Regions from separate parts of the Homo sapiens genome. Here region 1 is linked to region 2. The links are chromatin loops, found by intact Hi-C in ENCODE. Cell type or tissue: heart left ventricle. All regions are shown on one strand. Each heading gives the region's core, and the rest is flanking DNA. Links, peaks and the distances in the headings are about the cores only. Region 1 holds the start of LINC01614 (long intergenic non-protein coding RNA 1614). Region 2 holds the start of LOC102724849 (a long non-coding RNA gene).

Region 1 (11,295 bases), core at 1,352-9,351, 260 kb before region 2:
GCCTTGGAGGCATGTGAGGGCACAGCCTCAAATTCCAGAGACCTTGCCTTCAGGATTTGAGGTGGGCAAAGATGTGAAAGAAGACCTTTAGCCACTCAGTGTTATCAAAAGCAATCACCAAAGAAGTTTTTGCATCTGGCATTGTGTTGGGACGTCCATCAGCAGTACCGTACGGTCTCTTTACTGGACAAGTATTTACACCTTGTTAACAGCAGTGTACACCCGGTGGAAAACTCCTATTCATGGCATGGCAGAATTGTAAACATTTCCTCCTTCACCAAATTTGTGGATGGAATAAAATGTAGCCTTAAACTTTATTGGCTTCTCCAGTCTTCCACCTGCAGGGCCCAAAAACTTTCAGAAGTAGGAATCCTGTGGCATCTGCTAATGGTGATTGGAAGAAAGAGTAGAGGTGACAGTATCTATGGGTGCAGTACCAGAACTATTACGAAATGCTTCCAGCTGCGATTTCAGAGGAATCCCCCCTGAACCCCTGGACGTGGTTCTCCTATTTCAGTCACACTTCTAGCTATGACTCTGCTTAGACAAGATGAAGTTGATGGATCCATTAGAAAGTTTCCACTGAACTTGTCTGGTCCAATTTCTCTTTCCTCAAGGGCATGGACACAGCTTTGGTTCTCCTTCCTGAACTTACTTGTCTGCTGCTCCCATTCTTCCCATTAGGGCATAGAAGATTACCTAGCAGGTGAAGGCACCCTACACTCTTTGGTTTTTAATAGGAGAAACCCTCCAGTCAGAGATAAATCTTACTTGGAGTCTAGGTAGCTATAAGTCTGAAGTGTCAGTACGACATTTCAGCACTTTCAGTAGGAGCTCCCAAGGGCCAAATAAATCACAGAACCAGCCTTTGAGATATTGACTTTGGCTTGAAATAGAATGTGAGGTGGTGATTCTGCTCTATTATACCAGAGGCCAAGTTTTTTCTGAAGTAGCCATAGCCAGGTGAGGGTGGCCTTCTGGAGGAGTAAGGTTTGAGAGAACTATGTTGGAAGTCATTAAGAGAAAGAGCCTATTCCCCAGCTGCTTCCTGCTCAGAAGCAAGGGCCCTGGTGGTTGGTACAAGATAAAGCTAAGCATGAAGGCTCTTCTCTTGATAATCTAGATCGCCCCAAAACAACTGAGTCTATAAAGAACCCAGATTATGTCATGTGCCAATCTGTCACACACCGGAATGTATATCTCATGATTCAATAATTTCTGTTGTGTATACAATTGTGATGTGCATGTCAATTCCCATCTTTCTTAGGTAATGTGCGATAGTTCAGTCTTCATTGTCCTTGGAGAATAAGATGCATCATGTAAGGTGGCAGTCTGCTAAGATTGCTACTTTAAGGAAGAGGTGCTGTTGCAAAAGAAACGTTGAAGTTAAAAACAACTAATGATCAATTGATTGGGCTTGGACACAGACCCTAGCACTTGAGTACCTTACACTTTTTAACTTGCACTCCAGCTTTGATCAAGCTTTTCCTGTCATTGTATAGCCAGGAAATCATAATTCTCTTGGCTTCGCTCTTGGTTGACATTTGGGAAATGGCTGCCCTTTAGAACTTGGCTCTGATCTCTTCGGTATTTGCCTGATGTCTTGAGACTCCATTCTTCTGAGCTCCTGGTGTCTTAGATTCTCCCTGAAGTTAAGAACACTATCAATCCTCCAAACCTCCAATCCTCTTATACTATGACAACTCATAATGTACTAAATTCAAATGAAAATCTTAGGCAAGTCCCTTTAGGGTCTCCTACTCTTCATATGAAACTGCATTTTTATCAGTATAACAAATATAATTTTCAAAAGTCACATAAATTCTACTAGTTTGAAAGTAAAAGGGGTACAAATGCTTTGCATCATGTTTCTAGGGTTTCTTAGGAATTTTATATGAAAAGCACTTTTTACTTCCTGGCCAGCCAAGAACTCCAACTGATTTCAGCTGCTGCTATTTGGTGTGTGAAAAAAAAAAAAAAAAAAACAATTTTCCAAAGAATTTTGTTATCGGTAATGCTATGCAACCTGGCATAACACACTTGACAATATCAAAAGAGATGCTATCATATAAATGTAACAGGGAGCAGAATGCAGTTCTGTTTCATGATTTGGCCAGAAAAAAAACAAATTACCTTGAGTGACCCAAGGCAACCTGACTTCATTAGACCCCCGGCCCTTGTACACATTACAATTCTGCCCCAGTAAGGAGATTACAAAAGAAAGGTTTTCATGGCTCTCAAAAAGGAGATCCTCTCCTTTTCAATTACATCTGATTTATGAACTGTTAAAACTATTTCCCAAAGTCTGCCTTCACAGCCTCTCACTTGTCTGATAAACACTGCACAAAAATTCTGCTGGTTTGCAAAATATGACTCTTACGTGTCTGAAGTCCCCTTTCGGATCCTGGGAGGAAGGAACATTGAAGTCTCCAAAGAGCTGCTGGTGACAAATGTCTACTGCATTTCCTGATGGCAGAGAACAAAAGTGAGACGTGAAAGAGAAAACATACACGCAGTGGAATCCTCTCTCCTTCAGCTCCTTTGGAGCGAAGTGCTGAGCTATCTGATTTTTATACCTCTACCCCCTCAGCCCTTTTCCCTCTCAGACTGTGGTCTGTTCTCCACAAATATGTCCTTTTTGGTCTCAAACCAGATGGAATTATAGAAAACAAACTGTAAGTTCCCAGGCCCACAACTTTCTCACAGCCTGGAAGGGAGTGAGTGACAGGACGTGGATTACCCTCTCCTCCCCAGCCACCTCCACCTTCTTTTCAAAAGCGAATTCTTTAAAAAATATAGAGAGAGCATAACTCAGCCGTCATTTGGCAATGGGTGAGCATGGTTATCTTTCAAAATAATAATGACGCCAAACTTTATAGAAAAAGGAAACCGTTCTCTTTGTTCCAAAAACCCTACGATGTAGATGAATATCTCTTAAGGCATAAATACAAGGACATTTTTAGAACTGGCCCACTTGCTAGTCTAGACTTATAGGAAAGCATCATAAAACTGTTATTTTTCAATAGGTCAAATTCTCTTCCAATGCAACTCTATCTGCCCCAGAACTGAAAAGAATCCCAGTTTTAGAAAGAATTTGGCAGCACTAGGCCAGTTCTTTCCTTATTCATCTGCTATAGATCTTGATCCACATCATATTAACAAGAGTTTTGAAGGTTTTTCTGTGTGCTTTATTTTTTAACAAGGGAAGCGTCTTCCACCTGAGCTCCTCAAGATGATTTCTCAGACTCTACTGAGTGTGAGGTGGTCTGAGTGTTTGGCTGGAAGGCAGGTTTGCTCCTCCTGGACCTAATGTCTTGGTCTTATGAGAGAATTTTGTGGGCCCCTTTGCCTCCTGCTCAAGGCACCAGTGAATATCATTTGCAGAATTAGGGTGTTGGCTCAAAAGAGACATAGTGTATTATCCCATAGAAAGTATGAGAGCATCTGGGAATTATGAGGGCGTTTATGAGTAACATCTCTGGTAGACACATGAGATCAGCCTTCTTCCCGCTCACCACCACCGAAGATCTGGGGGCGGATGGGCAGAGGTGAGGTGGTGTGGCATGGCAGCTGGAACACAAGTGGAAATAGTCAACTTGGCCATACTAAAACCCTATTTGCCATCTATGTGTGACGCCATTCCAGCATTTGGTGTCCAAGGACACCTAGTCCTGGCCTCGCTTGCCTTCCTATTTTTAAGGGGGAAAGACTTCATCTACTTATTTAAGCAAAATGAAAAAAAAACTTGAATATCAAGTAATTGTTGAGAAAGCAACACAGTGATAAAATTTTAAAATATACAAATCAAGACTATATGGCATCAATTTTGCTAGAATGACCCATGAACTTTAAATATCAAGGAGCAACATCTTGGACATTGGGCATTAGTTTTACTATGATATCTTTCAATTCAGAAGAGGACAAAGTTTTTACGTAGTTCCCTGCATCAGTGATGGGAGTGTTGAGTTTTCATGTTTTTTGAAAAAAGTGGAAGTTAAATTACTTCTTTTGACTGTCCAAGGTGGTGCATTTTATGGAAGAAGAAGAAGGCCCTGTGCTGGGAGCCTTACATTTTGCTATGGCCTCTATCAGTAGCTGAGAGTGGTGATATGGAACTCCCCTGCCTGTCTGGGCCTCAGTCATTCTTTCTGCAAGGAAAGACTAATGGGGTTGACATTTACTGCCTTCACTGAGGTCTCTTAAAGTGTAATGACACTCTGGGCATGGAGTGGATTTTAGTAAGAGTGATGTGATTCACCTGCCCTCTGAATTCATGTGCAAGGTGTGAGCAGAAGCAGGAGCAATGGAGTGTGTGAGTGTGTGTGTGTGTATATGTGTGTGTGTGTGTGTTTAGAGCTAAAAGTAGTGACCAAGGACAGTTGAGCTGCTACAAGTTTCATTTTTTTTTATCTTCAGTAGAAACGTCCTATTGCCAAATCTTTGAGGAGGTAGCTAAGGCTTTTTCTAAGACGCAGACAAATGTTCCTCTTAGCTATCATGATAGATTTTTGACCAGGAAAGCCACTCTCAGAGACATGTGATGATTTGCCTGGGGTGATGTGTCTCCATTAGGAGATAAGTAGTGGTACTGATGCTGAAGTGATCTGGTGGAGGAATGGCCTGAGACAGAGATTGCAAACTACATAACAACCCAACATAATGACTCTGATCAACCCACAGGGGCTGTTGATGAGCATTCTGCAGGTAAACACAGACTAGCTCCAGAGAGAAGTGTCATGATCAACTTGTAATGCCTGTCTCAGGTGTGACAGGGCAAGTGGTGCCCTTGTGCCACGGTGTTGTCAATGGCACCATGGAACATACCAGAGAAAACACAATCAGATGGATCTGGCTTCTAATTAGATCCACCTTGGCAAAGTTGTGTGACTTTGAGCAAGTGACATAACCTCTCTAAGTTCAATGTCCTTCTCAAGAAATGGGGATACCTTCCTTGTGGAATTATTGTGAGGCTGAAGCAAGATAATGCATGCTTGCTCTTATTCTTGTAATTGTGGCTAGTAAAAGGTAACTAGTGTCAAGTGAGAAAGCTTTGGATTAGAGATGTGGTTCGGGCTTGCACATTCATTTTTCATGAATGTGAGAAGACTTATTGGAGACACCAAGTCATGGAGGGCTTCAATTCAGACTCAGCATAATAGAAGGCTTGATGATCATTTTCCCCAAACAGGGTCAAAGTCGTGTAAATAGGAGGCATACACATTCTTCAGATGGTGTTAATGACATAATCTTCATTAGGAAATGACTCCCTATGGTTATGAACTGTGCATAATTGTAGGTTTGGTGAGAGAAATCCAACCCCATCCTGGGGCATTGCCCGCATTAATCTCTTTCATCTACAGAACCAGAGCTCACTCTTTTTTTTTTTTTTTTTTTTTTTTGAGACAAAGTCTAGCTCTGTCACCCAGGCTGGAGTGCAGTGGCACAATCTTGGCTCACTGCAACCTCCACCTCTTGGGTTCAAGTGATTCTCCTACCTCAGCCTTCCGAGTAGCTGAGATTACAGACACCCACCACCACGCCCTGCTAATTTTTTGGTATTTTTAGTAGAGATGGGGTTTAATCATGTTGGCCAGGCTGGTCTTGAACTCCTGACCTCAGGTGATCTGCCCGCTTCAGCTTCCCAAAGTGCTGGGATTGCACGTGTGAGCCACTGCACCTGTACCCACTCTTCTTTTGAGTCTAAATCCCATTCTTCTCTATGAGCAGACATGAAAGCTACTGGCTTTCAGCCTGAGCCTCCAGAATTTGAAATATACGGGAAAGGAACCAGCAACTGGGCATCCAGGGGAAGGGGGATAGAATCAGAAATACTAAATGAGGCAGAGCTCTAAAGGCAAAGAAGATGTGGAAAGAGTGAAAGGGGAGAGTTAGGATGTTGGGAGAGGACCATGTGGTCACTCTCGGAGGGCTGTCTTCTTGGGATATAGAGTGTTCCAGTTGCATCTCCCTATTCCTTGATGGCCTTGGAACAGTTTCCTGAAGGCTGGAAACCTCACAGGGTTCACTGCATCATCTGTTCAGGGAAGGTGGGGAAGTGCCAGTCAGAAATGGTGGTGGGGAAACCAGTTCCCTGTCCATCCGAAGGACTTTGAAAAGCACCATCATTGTGAACCACCAGGCAGCCTGGAGCCTCAATTTCTGTTTACCTACCCAGCTGCAGAGAGAGTACAAAACAGTAAGGCTGGTTTTCTGTGAGGTCAGATATAAAACATTACATAGGATAGAGAAAAAGGACTTGTTTAGTTAGGTTTCTTTAACATTATATCATCATTATTTCCAGACTAAGGTGACCTCTCTACTGGCCAAAGGGACACACTGAATTGTGGATCATCTCTCTGGAGTTCCCTTGATATACAAATGATGCTCATTGGGGACATCTGAATGTATGCTTGAGGACATCAGAATTTCCCATTATCCATTTTATTGTTACACCCATAAAGATTCTCCCCTTAGGACTGAGGGAGGGCAGGTGCTTTCTTGGTTTCCAGAAAAGGATAAAGGCTTCTCATGGACCTTATAACCAGTAATAACAGAGTTATCTATATACTCAGGAAAATGACTAGGTGATGTCAAAGTGTATGTTAACTACATAACTCCCCATGTTTGTTATTCCCAGCCTGTTTCTCTGTAGTTCTCAGTAAAATCCTGGAAAGGAATTTACAGAGGATTGGTGAGGGGTATGGATGGGACAGAAGAAAGTGGAGGAACCTGGAGACCTGGCCCAAATTAAGGCTATCTAGGATGAAGTAAAAATCATGACAGAAGGCTTATAAGATGGAAGGATGGCAAGGTCCCTGTGTCCCATGGAAAGAGAGCAAGGGGTGCCATCTTGGGCCAGAGAAGATGTCTAAGCTGAGGACCCACAGTGATCACTCAAAAGTTTGACACCCCCCTCTCATATCAGCAAAGGACACCCTTTGTAAAAAGTTCTCAGCACAGACTCACCCCAGCAATCATACACAAGGAGTAGCCAGTCTTCTAAGTTTCCACTTTCTATTCCTGTCCTAACTGACCAATCTCTTTTGTAGCTGTTGTTTGAAAGGATTTTCAGTTGCACAACTTTCTGCACATGTTGTAATTTGAACATAAACAGTGAAAATCTTTGGAATGCTTCCCTTTCAAATGTTTGTGGTTGACAAATATCTTTTCAACTAACATTTTCCCACTTAAAATGTAGTAAACTATTTAGTTTCACATTAATCCAAAGTAAGAAGTGGCTTCTCCTCCTCTTGGTTTTCCTTTCGTCCTCTTCCTCCTCTTCTTTATCCTCCTCCTTTTCTTTCTCTGCCTCTCTCCTTTGATATATGAGATGGTTGGTTGACTTATCATGGCAGTGTGACATTAAATTTTTTTTCTCTTTGCAAATCCATTTTGAGCAAATCCTATGATAGGGATGGAGAGATCACATTTAGAAAAGCTTCTTAAAACCTTAAAGCTTTCATTTAGTAAATATGACAAGCACTGTAATTTATAGATGGGATTATAACATTCTAACCTCTATTTGGGCTCTGCTTTCCCAACTCTCAGGGGTAATGAGATGATGAATAAGTTAATATTTATTCAAGGATTTGAAGCAAAGCAATGTCTTAAATGCTTATGTATTTTGACCTCAAATTGCACTCCTACAGAATTCCCTGTAAGCAAGAAAAAGGAAGGAGGCAGTGGCAGAAACGACACAAAGCAACTATTTGTGCTTCTCTCAAACCTCCAGAACTCAGTAGAGGAGTAGGGGAAGTGCTTATATTTGACAATCCTTGTTCCAGAGTGATTCTTGCTGGACTTAAGTGAAGGGGCAGCATCGATAGATCTCTCCTCAGTGACTTCTAGTACTTTCTTTACCCCAACACCCAGAGCCTTCCTAATATCCAGTGGCTGTGACCCTTCACCAGCACTGTTCAGCATGGTGTGCTTCCTCCCAGGTTTAGACCCTAGTGCCAAAAATTTCTGTCTTTTGTCTTTGGAGCCCAGACAGATGACTGAGCAGCTACTCTGCAAATGCAGTTTGACCCAGGGGATTAATCGCTGCTAATATCTCAGGAAAGCTTTTTCAACAGTCATTACAGTAAGGAGAACAAATGCAGATACCAGAACAATAAAAACAGTAATAATAGTGTCAATCATCAAGTCCTGACCGTGGGTAAAGGTCTGTGTAAAGTCCAGATGTTATCTAATCAATCCTCACAGCAGTCCTGTGAGTGGGAATTATTATTATTCTCATATTACATGTCAGGCAGACAGGCTCAGGGAAGTTCACTAATTTGCCTAAAGTCACACAGCTAGGAAGCAGCTGAGTCAGGATACACACCACCAAGCCTCAGGCTTTCTAGGCTATGAGCTCCAGACTTGTAGGTGGCCCTCTCACCCTAAAAACCTGTACATGCCTTGCAAATAGAAGGGGATAAATAAATGTTTATTATCCAAATTGAATAGAATTATTTTCTATGTGATTTAGGGAAGTCTCAACCTTCCAAGGCAAACATTTTACATTTAACAGACAAGAAAAGAGTGACTATTGTTTGTATTTTAAGTCTTATCGCTGCATGGAGAGGAAGGTAGGGGGCTGAGGAGTTTCTCACTCATCAACTGAGAATTATTGAACAATAGTTTTTTTCCCCCTTCTGGCCTTTGAAGTCAGATCACATAAACAAGTACCTGACTGCATGAAAGGCTGTATTTGCTTGACAAATGTCTGAGAAAATCTTAACAGCACCAACTAAGTGATCAAGCATTTACTAAGCACACAGACTTAGGCAGAAACATGGATCTTGTCTTCTAGGAATTTGTAATCTGACAGAAACAAAGCAGGACCTCAGAGAACTTCCCATGTCTGGTTTCTTGTCAAGCACGCCCTTGGCCAGTACATGGAGGAAACTCTGGAAGTGAATTCTAAGGGGACTTAGGGCTCCTTGATGATAGTTTTAGGAGATGTTAGTTTCTGCTTCACTAGGTGAATTTCCCATTTCCCACTAGGTCAAGAATGTGAGCCAATTCCAAAGGAATGTGGTATTGTAATACATCTAGCAGGAAACTCACATAGACAGTTCCTTTTCCTTCTGGAGTTAGAAGATGAAATGAAAAGCGGAAATAGCCACACTGCAAGTTCCAAAGCTGTGCTTTTACAAGCAAAGTCTGATTCATAATATTGACTTGGTGCAATCTCATAGTATATGGACATGTCTCTAGGGTCTGTGTTTAACAAGCTCCCTCCCCGCTACAAAGCCCACCCTTAACCCTACTTTTTATCTCCTGGGGACCTCCCCAAAATCAGTTCAATGAAAATTAACATTTACTGGGGAAGGTCCTGAGACCCATGATATGCATGGGTGTGGAACATCAAAGATTAAAAAGATAATATTTCCCAGGAGCTAGAGACCAGCCTGGGCAACATGGCAAAGCCCTGTCTCTACAAAAAATATAAAGCAAACTAGCTGGGCATGGTGGTGCACACCTGTAGTCTTAACAACTAGGGAGGCTGAGGTGGGGGGATGGCTCGAGTCTGGGAGGTCAAGGCTGCAGAAAGCCATGATCACGCCATTGCACTCCAGCCTGGGCAACAGAACAAGGCCTTCTCTCAAAAAAAAAAAAAGAAAAAAAAATATAAGAAAGACTTTTCAGCTGTAAAGATCTTTTATCCCCACTGCTGCCAGGGAAAGCTCCCCAGAGCAGGAAGCCCAGAAGGCCTCTTGTTTGTGGTTCTTTCTCTGCAGCACATGGATGCACTTTGAAATTCACAGCAAGGTAGACCATGGGGCTGCTTAACCCTACTTTGCAGGCACTCTGTATATTGGTCAGAGACTGAGTATGTCCCTCCTCAGACCGGACACAAAGTGAACTAAAGGAAGATTCATAAACTTATTTTGCTTAAAGATTGAGTGGACACTGTGGAGCAATGCAGATCAGGGCTGGGAATTTTTATTTCATCTGATTGACTTGTCCCTTGTACCACACTGAGGAGGGCCATGCAGCTTAAAGGGTTCTGAATTCATCTTATTTCTGACTTTTCCTTCTTCGCATCCTTCATCTTGTAGTTCTGTGTCCCACCTCTCTCTCCCCCTCACCTCCCTCCCATTTTCCAACATGAGGGAAATTATTTCTTTTGGTTTATAAAACTCTACACTTCAGATTTGGGGCAAAAGCTAGTTGGCTCTACCTCGGTTTTGCTAATTCCAAAAGGCTGGTGGATGAGCTGAGATCTCCTGGTGGGGTGAAGGAAGAAGGCAGCTCAATGTTTGCATCAGTGTGGTGGAAAATTGGGATTCATCTGATTTCCTAATGAATTACAGAAGAGCACGCATAACCTCACCACAGTTGAGTATTTGTTTCTTTCTGAGGATAATACAGGTTAGTTGCAAGTGAGCAAAGCTTTTCCTTACCCTTAAGATAACTTCAGCCTTATTTCTTATGCAATAATATTTCTGCTATTATTTTTCTAATTCTCTTCTTGCTCCTTTCTGCTCACATTGTAGGGATGAACCCACGCTCTGAGAATGGTCTTTATGGCTGTTTGAACCAGTGACATCTGCTTTATATAGATACTTCATGATCTTTGCTCCATAGAAAGTGTGTGTTTGTGTGTGTGTGTGTGTGTGTGTGTGTGTGTGTGTAGGTTTATCCTGCCACTGTTTAGTAGACTGCTTTAAGTGTTACATGAGCTATATACAGCTATGGGTAGGTGGAATAAAGAGAGATTCGGACTAGGCAATTAGGAAAGTTTTCTTAGCCTTTGAGGGCAGTATTGGAATAGGGCCTTAAGAAGAAGTAGGATTTTATCAGAAAGAGTTAAGTTGGTAAATAGTTGGCAGAGATGAGAGTACTTAGGAAACCAGGCAGGAAAATACTCAGACTTAATAATAACAACCATTTATACTTATTGAGAACTCACTATGTGCTGGGGACAGATGTAAGCAATTTATATGTTTAAACTTACTTAACTTTCATGAAAATCAGTGACAAAACTTTCACTGTAATTAGGGAAGGCACTAATTGGACTGGACACAGAAGAGGCAGGGGAGTATATTAAGCAGTGAGGTGAGAAAGATGGGCTGGAACCATATCCCAGAATAACTTGTCCTCTTATAGATCCTGTACTTTTTCTTCCTGTAAGAATCAATTGACTTTTTGTATTTTGGGTTTTGTTTTATTAACGAGGTAGTGATGTGATTGACATATGATGGAGAACAATCACATTGGTTGCCATATGCAGGATGGTTCAGAGAGGAGAGAAACGAGTACAAAAGTCCAAATGGAAGGGTCAGAACAGAGTAAGCAGTAGAG
Region 2 (11,295 bases), core at 1,937-9,936:
TCCTGGGATGTACGTGTCTCCCTGCTTTGATTATTGGTCCATATTTTCTGAGCCTGAGTTTCCTCCTCTTTAAAATAATGGGTATGGACCGGGTGCAGTGGCTCGTGCCTGTAATCCCAGCACTTTGGGAAGCCAAGGTAGGTGGATCGCCAGAGGTCAGGAGTTAAGACCAGCCTGACCAACACAGTGAAAACCCATCTCTACTAAAAATACAAAAATCAGTCAGGCGTGGTGGCACATGCCTGTAATCCCAGCTACTCGGGAGGCTGAGGCAGGAGAATCCCTTGAACCCAGGAGGCAGAGGTTGCAGTGAACCGAGATAGCACCACTGCACTCCCACCTGGGCAACAGAGCAAGACTCAGTCTCAAAAAAAATAAAAATAAAAATAAAATGACAGATATGGACTAGAAAATTCCCAAGGTCTCTTCCAGCTTGAAATTACTGAATAGGCTTGACACTCACTTCTAAAGGCAAAGATCTACTTAGGAATAAAATCTGTGGAACAGAGGACTCAACTAGCTACAGTCTGAGCTGGAACTGATGTCACCTGTAATATCAAGTTCTTTGGGGGATTTCAATAAAATTAGAATCCCCCCCCCAACCTTTTAAAAAAATGTTTCACTATTATTGACTTCTTTGAAACTTTTCATCTCATATGAAAGCTGGCCTAAATAATCTGTAAGGTCCACTTAGCAATACATTCCTGTTTCTGGGGAGACAGGATGCCTTAGGGAGAGAGGTACTTTGAGACTGAGACTAGGTCATTAAGGACTGGTTGTAGGAATTTGGCAAAAGAGTGTGAGATTGTGAAGCGTGGAAATGAAAAATGGGTTCTCCGTGTACCATCTGAGCACTAGTTCTCTTATGTCAAATGACTTAGAGTGAACATTTTTGTTGCTTAGATTTTCATTATTAATTGTTAACTAAAATCACTTGAGTGATTAAAAACTCTTGGCAGCCACTGAATGTAACAAAAAAGCAAAAATTTGTTAATAGATTATTCAAATCTACTTAAATTGTTTTAAGTGATTATTCAAAATAAATATTCTTATTGTCTGATTATAAAAGTCACACACATTTGAACCAAATGGCTTTGGTTATGTATCTCTGTTCCTCTTCCATGATCACTATCCCCCCTCACCCACCCACCAGAGTACAACAGGTATGTTTGTGCTCTGTGAGCCTGTCTGATTGGATCAGAGGGTAGAGATTCTCTCTATCAGGGTTCTATAGCTGGGATTCAAATTAATTAATCAATCTGAATGTTTACAGTGGGAACGTTACATCGGAGGCTCTGTGAGCCGACTGTTAGAACTCTTGGTTGACAATGACAGAAATGCAAACTCAAATGTGCTTAAACAAAATATAATAACTTATTGGCTCAATAACTTAGAAGTCCAGAAGCATGATATGTACAATGCAGCACCGTATAGATGCTCAAATGACATCTTCAGAGCTGAGCCCTTCCATCTCAGAGCTCACTTTTCTTTGGGGTGCCTTCATTCTCAGGAAGGCTGTTCCCACACAGAGGCAGAGTAATCACCAGTAGCATCACACCTACATTCTACCACTTTAGCAATTCCAAACGGAAGTGTGATTATTAATTAATTCTTTAAAAATTCTCAGGAAGGGTTTCCATTGGCCTAGTTTGGACTGCAAGCCCAGCCATGAACAAATAGTAAAGGCTGTTGGTAATCAGGTACTGCAGTGCTCTGATTACTGGGACCTGAATCAAAATCCCACCCTGAGATCAGCAGGACCTGAAAAGCATGCACTGAAAGTGGAGAATGAATGGGTCTTTAGAGGAAAATCGGGGGGTTTTCTCTTATCACAGGGTCACATATTAGAAAAAGAGGTGATAATATTAGGTTGGTATGAAAGTGATCGCAATTTTTGCCTTTATATTCAATGTAACATATTCAATGGCAAAACCGTGATTACTTTCACATCAACCTAATACTTAGTTAATTGACTATTAATTCACCGATCGGCTGAGGAACTATCTAGGGCCAGCTTTGGAAGAGCCCCTTCTTGGAGAGAAGATATATAAACAGAAATTTGCTAGCAGAATGGACTGACTGAGTGGCTGCAGACTTGGGCTTTTTATGATCTAAGTGGCTGTGGTGCTTTCCCATTCAACCGATTGACTACTGAGCCTTATTCATTGGTCATTGTTTATCTTTGCTTGGATTATGCTGGGAGAGAATGACCAAGGCATTTGGACCAATCCAAGGAAAAGCATATTTAGGGTTCCTACCTGGTCCACTGTATATGTAAACATGGCTTACCAAATTCCTGGCCAGGCGCGGTGGTTCATGACTGTAATTTCAGCACTTTGGGAAGCCGAGGCGGAAAGATCACTTGAGGTCAGAAGTTCAAGACCAGTCTGGCCAACATGGCAAAACACTGTCTCTACTAAAAATACAAAAATTAGCCACGTGAGGTAGCAGGCACCTGTAATCCCAGCTACTGGGAGGCTGAAGTAGTAGAACCACTTAAACCTGGAAGGCAGAGGTTGCAGTGAGCCCAGATCATGCCACTGCACTCCAGCCTGGGCGACAGAGCGAGACTCTATTAAAAAAAAAAAAAAAATCCTGGAGTAAGTCTGAGGTATCAGGAATAAGCCTATTTATCAAATATAGCATAGTAACCTGTTGATCCAGTGTGCCTTGTCAGTTAATTTTCTCATTACTTACCTTTGAAGAAAATAAACTATACAGATTTGGTGTTTGCCAACAGGCAGAATATGTGGTTCCATTCACTGTCCAAATAAGCAGATGTAATCAGTTTCTCATTTCTACAAAATACAAACCTTTTATTGGTAAATTTGTTATAATTTAGAATGAATACATTGCCCCTCTTCATGCTTACAAAAATTCAGTTAACCTTAATCCAACTCAAGCCTCACCTCCTTTATAAATCCTTCCTTGATCACTCTGTCTACAACAATTTTCTTTCACTTCTTTCTTTTCTCTCACTTTTTCTTTCTCATTTTCTTTTTCTACAATAATAATACTAAATGTTACTCATTGAGCAACTATTATGTGCCAGGCACTCTGCTAAATATTTGTTAAGAATGATCCCTTTAAAATCCAACCAACAAGGCAGGTTATTAAAGATGATGCTTGTTTTGCAGAAGCACGGAGAAGCTAAAAAGCTTTGTCCAGTGTCACCTAATTTAGTGATAGAGCATGACTTTGAACCCAGATAGTCTGATTCTCAAGCCCATGCCCTTAGCCACTTTACTACACAACCTCTCACTGCACTTTTGATTATGTTATGTTATGTGGCAAAAGCGATTTTGCAGATGTAATTAAGGTTATTAATTAGTTATTTTTGTGTTAATTAAAAGCAGATTATCTGGTGGGCCTAATCTAATCACATGAACCTTTTAAAAGCAAAGAGCTTTCTCAGACTGGTGACAGAGGAAATGTCAGAGAGATTCAAAGCACAAGGCCACTGCTACCTGAAGATGGAGGGGAACACGTGCAAGGACTGGAGAGCTGCTTCTAGTTTCTGAAAACAACCGCTGGCAACAACCACCAGGAACTGAATTCTGCCAACAATCCATCTGAGTTTGGAGGCAGACTCTTCTCCAGAGCCTTCAGATAGGAGCCCAGCCTTGATTTCAGCCTCATGAGACCCTAAGCAGAAAACCCAGTCAAGCCCACCCAGATTTCTGACCTACTGAACTGTGAGACAATAAATGAGTGTTGTTTTAACGGGCTAGATTTGTGGTCATTTGTTCTACAGCCCCAGAAAACTAACCCAAGGCCAGATGCAGTGGCTCACACCTATAATCCCAGCACTTTGGCAGGCTGAGGAGGGCGGATCACCTGAGGTTAGGAGTTTGAGACCAGCCTGGCCAACATGGTGAACCCTCGTCTCTACCAAAAATACAAAAATTAACCAGACATGGTGGCAGAGGCCTGGCCAACATGGCAAAACCCCATCTCTACTAAAAGTACAGGAATTAGCTGAGCATGGTGGTGTGCGCCTGTAATCCCAGCTACTTGGAAGGCTGAAACAGGAGAATCACTTGAACCCAGGAAGCAGAGGTTGCAGTGAGCCGAGATTGTGCCATTGCACTCCAGCCTGGGTGACAGAGTGAGACTCTGTCTCAAAAAAAGAAAACTAATGCACACTTTTTTAAAATTAGGTGAACCATATGAAATTGCCAATATTGACTGTTGTGACCTACAGAAATAATTACTTCATTTGACTCAATCTAACATTATTTGAGGATGATCAAGCTAATATTATTTGCTGATGGGTTCTTAAAGACTTGACATTTTAGGAAGACGCAAAAAAATAAAGGTTTATAAATTTTACTCATCCCCATGTTCTTTACTCCCCAAAATGCACACACCAAAAAAAGTATATATGTTGACAATTTCTCAGTTCTGTGACAGAGAAAATGTCCTCTACTGCCTAACCTGTTGTTTCTAACTGCTGCTATTACCAATTGTGAAGATATTACAGTTCGTGTCTTTTCTCCAATGTGATCTTAAAATGTTTGAGATCAGAAACCATATTTTTGTTTCCAGCACAATGTTTGTTACATTAATAAATTTTCAGGTTTACCAGTGTTGGCACTTTGAAATGCAGAGTTAGTGATTCAGTTATGCAGAGTAACATTGGAGAACTTGCATTAGCATAACCACTAGAGAGAAAAGACGTTTTTCAGTGCAGACCCTAGATTGAGACTTTAAAACCCTTTATTTTCAAACTAAAAGAAGAGGTAAGGAGCACTGAAAGTCCCCATGTGCAAAAACAGGACTCAGAGATGATGACCGAGGTGAAAATTGAACAGGTCATCCTTCTAAAACAGCCCATGAGGGCATCTTGAGAACAAAGGACAAAGCAATCTTCATTGTTATAAACTCTTAATTATCCAAGAGGCCAGCAATTGTGTTTTTTTTTTAACAGAGCTTAAAATACATATATTTTTATTTACCTTTTACGTATGTGGTCAAAAGACACAAAAGGTTAATTCAGTACAAGGTGCAATGTTTGATCCCATGGAAAGAGTTCTGAGGCAGAGTCGAGACCAAACAGCTCCTCCTAGTTGTCATTGAGGGCATGACACTTAATATCAAATATTAAGGAAATTTGTTTCTGAAGTGTAACTCTGAGATGGAATAAGAAAACTAGCCATATATCCTGATCATTGTTGCCTCAAGGTCTGTGTATCAACTTTGTTCCATTCATACAGATAATAAGTGGCTGTGGTTAATTGATGAATAATTGCCAGGTCACTAGAACCCATCCACTTGGGAACTCCCCAGGACTGTGCTTTCAAATTAATACAGTCCGTTCTTTGGGAAATTTTGTTCAGTGTTTTTCTTCTAAACTTTAGAATCAGCCAAATAATTTTACCAATAAAATTTTAGTAATATACAGTACTATTTACAGAGTAATGCACAGAATCTCTTTTCAGAACTAACAAAGGAATACTAGCAGTAAAAAAGATCCTGCAAGGATCTTTTTTAAAAATCTGCTTAGAAAATAGATATGATTTAACACCTTAATTTGTAAAAATTTATTTCAAATGGTCTCCTTCAATAGCCCATTTTAAATGTTCTTGGTTCTTTTCTATTATTGCAAGCAGAGGCATGCTGTGTACTCTTAGTATTGTCTATTAACTAATACAAAAGAAAAAATTGGTGAAAAGGTTTTCATCATTGCATGATTCTGTTGCTCTTATAGAATACAAGTATTAGAATTGGAAGAGATCTTGGAAGGCATGCAGTACAATACAAGCATGAGTGACTCCCCTTCAAATACTATCCCCAAGTAATTTTATGTTTTTTGTTTAACTATGGCAGCCCATTTCAATCTTAGATAGCTCTTACCGTTAGGAAGTTCATCTTTATAGTGAAATAAAATCCTACCTCCCTGTAATTTTTATCTTTAGTCATGAAAGTCAAACTGTACTTAAGATGTGGTTATTTTGTTCTTACCTTGCTAGTTATAGTTTAATTACCAGTCTTTAAGCACTGTGAAAATTCTAACATTCTCATTCTATCAAACTACATTCTACATTGTACAGCAATTTGTATCTCCATAGAAACAATTCCAACACATAGAATTGTAATTCCCAAATGGCATAATTGTAAACATTTTCTCAGATAACTTCAAAGCCATTTCTGAAATTTCTTCTAAAACATTCACATGAACTCAGATTGTGAAAATGAGTTATACCTCCTTTGAAATCAAGTCGTTTTTTAATTCCTCCAAATATAAATGTTAAAAACTAAAATGTCAAAATAAGCAATGGTAGTATTAACACAGTTAATACTGAAGGTAAATGTTAAACACATGCTACTTTCTTTGCAAAGAGCATCTGCAAATTTAAAACCAAGAGTGGTCTCATTACAGACAAGTCTACTTGAAAAGTTACATTAAATTGTTTTACACGACATATCTTGGCATTTTATACTTTTTTAATTTTCAAAAGTTTATTTATAGAGAACACAGCTATTAGTGACGATGATTCTAGGTTTAGAGGGAACACATTTTCCCATTTCCTGGTGATTTTCCGTAAGCACAGTCTTGGTGCTCCTCTGGGCCAATTTTCCCATTTTGTTTCTCCTCTGGAGAAGTGAAGTGACGCACTGGCTTTGTAAATTTGGGGAAAATATCCAGACCAGCCTGATCAACTCTGCTCTCCTTTTCTCTCCTGGGTAGGGAGGCTGCTCACTGCGATCTCTGCTGCTCCTCTGTTTGTCCGTGCAGTTGGCTTTACTGGAACAGCAATGTGCCCTGTGTGGGCCACTCCTGGCCAGCAGGGACTGCAGAGGATAGATGAGACTCCCTAACTCTGGGTACACTAGGCAGGCCTCCTTCACTCTCTTCCCGAGCCACTTCCTTCACCTTAGCCCCCATCAGTTAGTTCTCTATGTGGAATTCAGGCAGGAAAGAGATGAGTTGTTTAATGAGCGCTCCTCTCACCCCTAGGGACCCTCAAAATGGGAAATCATAAAGTAAAGGAGCAAAGATATTTTAATTACTTAAACAGAGGAGAGAAACAAAGCTTTTATTCTTGCTGGTGGTAAGGTATGAGCTCTTCATCTCTTCTCTTAGAAACAAAAGCAAATTTAGGATATAAATCTATATTCCTTGCGAAGATGTGTGCTCCAATATTCTGGGTATATGCAAAATGTGCACATGAATGTTTAGGAAGTGCACATATATCATTATTTTATATTTGGGCATTTTTAGGTGAGGTTAAAAAATTATAATGGACAAAAGCTTTTTTACAGTTATGTAATTTTTGAACCCAAGGAATAAGAATTAATCTAATTCAACATATTTGTTTTATAAATAGGGAAACTGAGGCACAAAGATTTAAGTATAATCAAGTTCACACAGATATATACTGACAGAACAGGAACTGGAATGTCAATTATATAAAAATTATAATTGATAAATATCATACCACCCAAAGCCATCAGTGCCACTGTCAAGCATCTTTGCAATATACTAATGATGTGAATAGACCAGATATAATTTTATCCAGCTTTTACAATGAGAGTAATTAAGTCATTAAATTATACAAATACATACCCTTTCTACAATCATAAGGCAAATCAATAATAAATTAATAAATAACCTAATTTCTATCAGTGCTTACTATGCCACCAGATTTCACATATTCAACTTTTAACAGTAATTGTACACAGAGATGTGTTACAAAATGGGCTAATTTTCAACCCCAAAGAATTTTTCTCTTAGAACCAACAAGGCAACTTAAACTAGATTGTACTACTACAGATTCTTGATCATACTCCTGGGTAGCTAAAAATCAAAATAGTTATTGCAAGAATTATGTACATTATGTGTAACAATTAACTTTCTAAGACAGTTCCTTTTTATTGTCCATATTAATGACATTTCAGAACTTGAGTTTTAGGCAGTCTTCGGTCAGCAATTTCATCTTACCATAAACTGAGCAAGCTTTTCACAACATACTCATTTTTGTCTTGAACAATAAATAGTACTCCCCATATTCACTCACATTGTTTTATGCACTATGAGGTCATTTGAACCTCATGGGCTTCTTTCACATCAGCAATTCCAACAGAAGAGATTTCTTTGAATTTTGCTGCTTAGGCAGAAATCCAACATTGAGGCGATAGACAAGAAAACATAAAAATGAATCATGAAAGCTGACGTGTCATTTGGGAGAATGGCAAAGAAGAATACAGCATCGCAAATCAAAACAGATTGAGAGTCTAAAATCAGCGGTTGAGAAAACCTTTCTAGGTGGCTGAGAGCTGACTTACCCCAAGAATGGTCATCTCTGGCATGTAGAAGCTTCATCATCTAACCTTTCAAGAGGGATTTATTCAACATTTGTCATGTGCCCAACTTGGTGCTCCATGCTTGAAAGAAGAATACAAAAGAAATCAAAATATTATCCCTGCTCTTAGGAGATTTATTCTTTAATTGGGACGAGAAAAAAAATCAGATACCTGAAATAACTAGGCTAATTACAACATAAAATCTCTTACGCAACTTCCATGCAACCCACTTCCCAACTGTGCTCTGCTTTCCCTCCATAAAATGTGCTGGTGATGTCCAAGGTATACTCAAAGCTCATGATTCCACCCTAGCAGGTCACTGCTCTTGTGCTCTTATAATTTGAGTTATATGTTTAACAGAAGTCAGTTGTTGGGTACCAAACTGTTTATTGCCATTGTAATGGATTTGATAATTATGTAATTAAGCTGTTTTTGCCTTTTGTATTCATCTGTTTTGCATTGCTATAAAGAAATACTTGAGGCTGGGCAATTGGTTAAGAAAAGAGGTTTATTTGGCTCATGGTTCTGCAGGCTGTACAAGCATGGCAATATACAGCATCTGCTTGGCTTCTGGGGAGGCCTCAGGAAGCTTTTACTGATGGCAGAAGGTGCAGGGGGAGCAGGTATGTCACATGGAGAGAGAAAGGGGGAAAGAGAGAAAAGGGAGGAAGTGCCAGACTCCTTTTAACAATCAACTCTCCCAAGAACTAATAGAGTGAGAACTCACTCATTACCATGAGGTTGGCACCAGGCTACTGATGAGGGATCTGCCCTATTACCCAAACACCTCCGCTAGACCACACCTCCAACATTGGTGACATGGTTTGGCTGTGTCCCCACCCAAATCTCATCTTGAATTGTAGCTCCCATTATCCCCATGTGTCATGAGAGGGACCAAGTTCGAGGTAATTGAATCATGGAGGTAGGCTTTCCGGTGCTGTTCTTGTGATAGTGAGTGAGTCTCATGAGATCTGATGGTTTTATAAACAGCAATTCCCCTGTACATGCTGTCTTGCCTGCCACCATGTAAAATGTGCCTTTGCTGCTCCTTCGCCTTCCTTCATGACTGTGAGGCCTTCCCAGTCATTAAATCTCTTTTTCTTTATAAATTACTCAGTCTCAGGTATTTCTTCATAGCAGTATGACAATGGACTAATACAATTGGGGATCACATTTCAACATGAGATTTGGAGGGGGTGAATATCCAAACCATATTATCTTTAAAATCAAAATGTTGAAAGAGAGCAATTCCTAAGAAAACCAATTTGAATTACTTTGGAAAGACGCAATAAAATTGAGATATTTAAAATATTGCTGTTAATTCAGTTTGGGCACGACAACTATAAAAGATTGGAGAAAATATTATAAGAATCTGGAAGGAAATTTCACTCAGATGGTCTACACCAGCAGTCAGCAAACTTTTTCCTAAATGAACACATAGTAAATATTTTCAGTTTTGTAGTCAATATGGTCCCTGTCACAACTGCTCAACTGTGCCACTGTAGCAGAAAAGTAGCCAGGGATGATACATTTTTAAAAATAGATGTGGCTATATATTTTTAAACTTCATTTATGAACACTGAAATTTGAATCTCATATAACATTCTCATGTCATAAAATATTATTTTTAAATTTTTCAACTGCATAAATTCTAAAAATCAATCTTAGCTCACAGGCTGCACAAAAACAAAGGGTAGGCTGGATTTGGCCCCTGGGTTTGCTGACTCCTAGGTTAAGTTACATATCTTAAAGAACAGAGAGAAATTTGGAATTGCTGCCTCAAAAGGCAAATGCATTCTGTTTTTAGTGTTCATTTAATTTTATTAAATGTGATACATTATGCTAGTCTCCTTGGGCTGCCATAACAGATACCACAAATTAGGGGGCTTAAATAATGGAAATTCATTTTCTCACAGTTCTGGAGGCTGGTAGTCAAGATCAAGGTCTGGCAGGGTTCGTTTCTGGTGCGGGCTCTTTTCCTGTTACATTCCTTTTCCTCTGTGCTTGCCTGGGGTCAGGAAGGCGTACAGGGTGGGGGAGATGTCTCTGGTGTCTCTTCTAATAAGGATGCTAATCTTATAGGATTGGGGTCTTGGTCTCTAAATATTCATACATGTATAGATCACTATTCTTGTTTCCTTCTCACAATATCTTCTCTTTCTACAGTCATGATTTTAGGTTTTAGTTTGTTTTTATTTTTCACTTTCTTCTATTTTTTGCATTGCCTCTTATTCTTTTGTTTTGTATTCTATAAATTCACTTTAACCTTTTGTGTCAGAGGCTTTTCTCAAAGGTTTGGTGACTGATCCTTTGACATCCATTCATGTTTAGAATCGGGACACTAAAGATCTGATTGGAAACTGCACAGAGGAGTGGAGCTTAGTGACTGATTGGCAACACTGTAGGTGATGGGGTTAGAATCTGGCTATTTCACTACAGGACTCCCCAGTGTCAGATCTACAGATTATTGTCTCCAAAGAGACTAAGTCCAGAGAGAACATTTTCAATCTGCCAAATGGAGAGTAAGCATGTATACCTTCACTTAACTCTCCATTTTTTTTAGCCCTGTGCTTCACCACTATCACCCTCCCTGCCACTGAGTTTGGGGTTTTTCTGGTTCAATCTATCTACACAGCAAATTTCCTGGGTCCTACTTGGGCAAGAGGAGTGGATCAGTCCATGGCTGGGTAGAATAGGGGCAGGAGTAACAAGGGCGTCCAGTTATTCTTTATGCAGATACTTTCAAACACCTCTCAGTCCCACTTTCCTGCCCTCCCTTCAGAGGTACCTGATGCCTCCCATGATTGAGGCTTTCCGGGTTTCTTGAATATCAATCAGCTTCTTTTTTTTTTTTTGGCTTGCAGGCATTAATTCTGTGACCTTAGGTATCACTTCTCCACCTGTGTTCCTTTTTCCAAAATGTTGTTGTCTCTCATCTACTGTCTCCTTTCTTATTCTCTTTATTCTTGTAGGTTTAAATTGTTTTCA

Evidence for each region. Peaks named below come from ENCODE experiments on the same cell type or tissue, not always from the same donor. Only the 100,000 strongest peaks of a DNase experiment are listed, where the experiment ranks them.
Region 1: it touches region 2 in a loop (2.9-fold over the local background); 9 of 110 quality-filtered maps call a loop at or near these places.

Annotation. Positions count from the first base shown.
Region 1 is chr2:215,709,348-215,720,642 of GRCh38, reverse strand. The region is part of intron 5 of LINC00607 (long intergenic non-protein coding RNA 607); the gene reads left to right. LINC01614 (long intergenic non-protein coding RNA 1614) reads right to left here and starts at 2,600. Exons shown (of 2, transcript NR_132383.1): 1 at 2,381-2,600; 2 at 1-1,646. LOC102724861 (a long non-coding RNA gene) reads right to left here. Exons shown (of 8, transcript NR_187737.1): 8 at 6,257-7,403. In heart left ventricle, for the core only: no CTCF peak of the experiment used is centred there; no DNase peak of the experiment used is centred there; H3K4me3 peaks cover 507 bases; H3K27ac peaks cover 1,061 bases.
Region 2 is chr2:215,448,395-215,459,689 of GRCh38, reverse strand. LOC102724849 (a long non-coding RNA gene) reads right to left here and starts at 5,983. Exons shown (of 4, transcript NR_110607.1): 1 at 5,965-5,983; 2 at 2,698-2,798. In heart left ventricle, for the core only: a CTCF peak has its summit at 5,071; no DNase peak of the experiment used is centred there.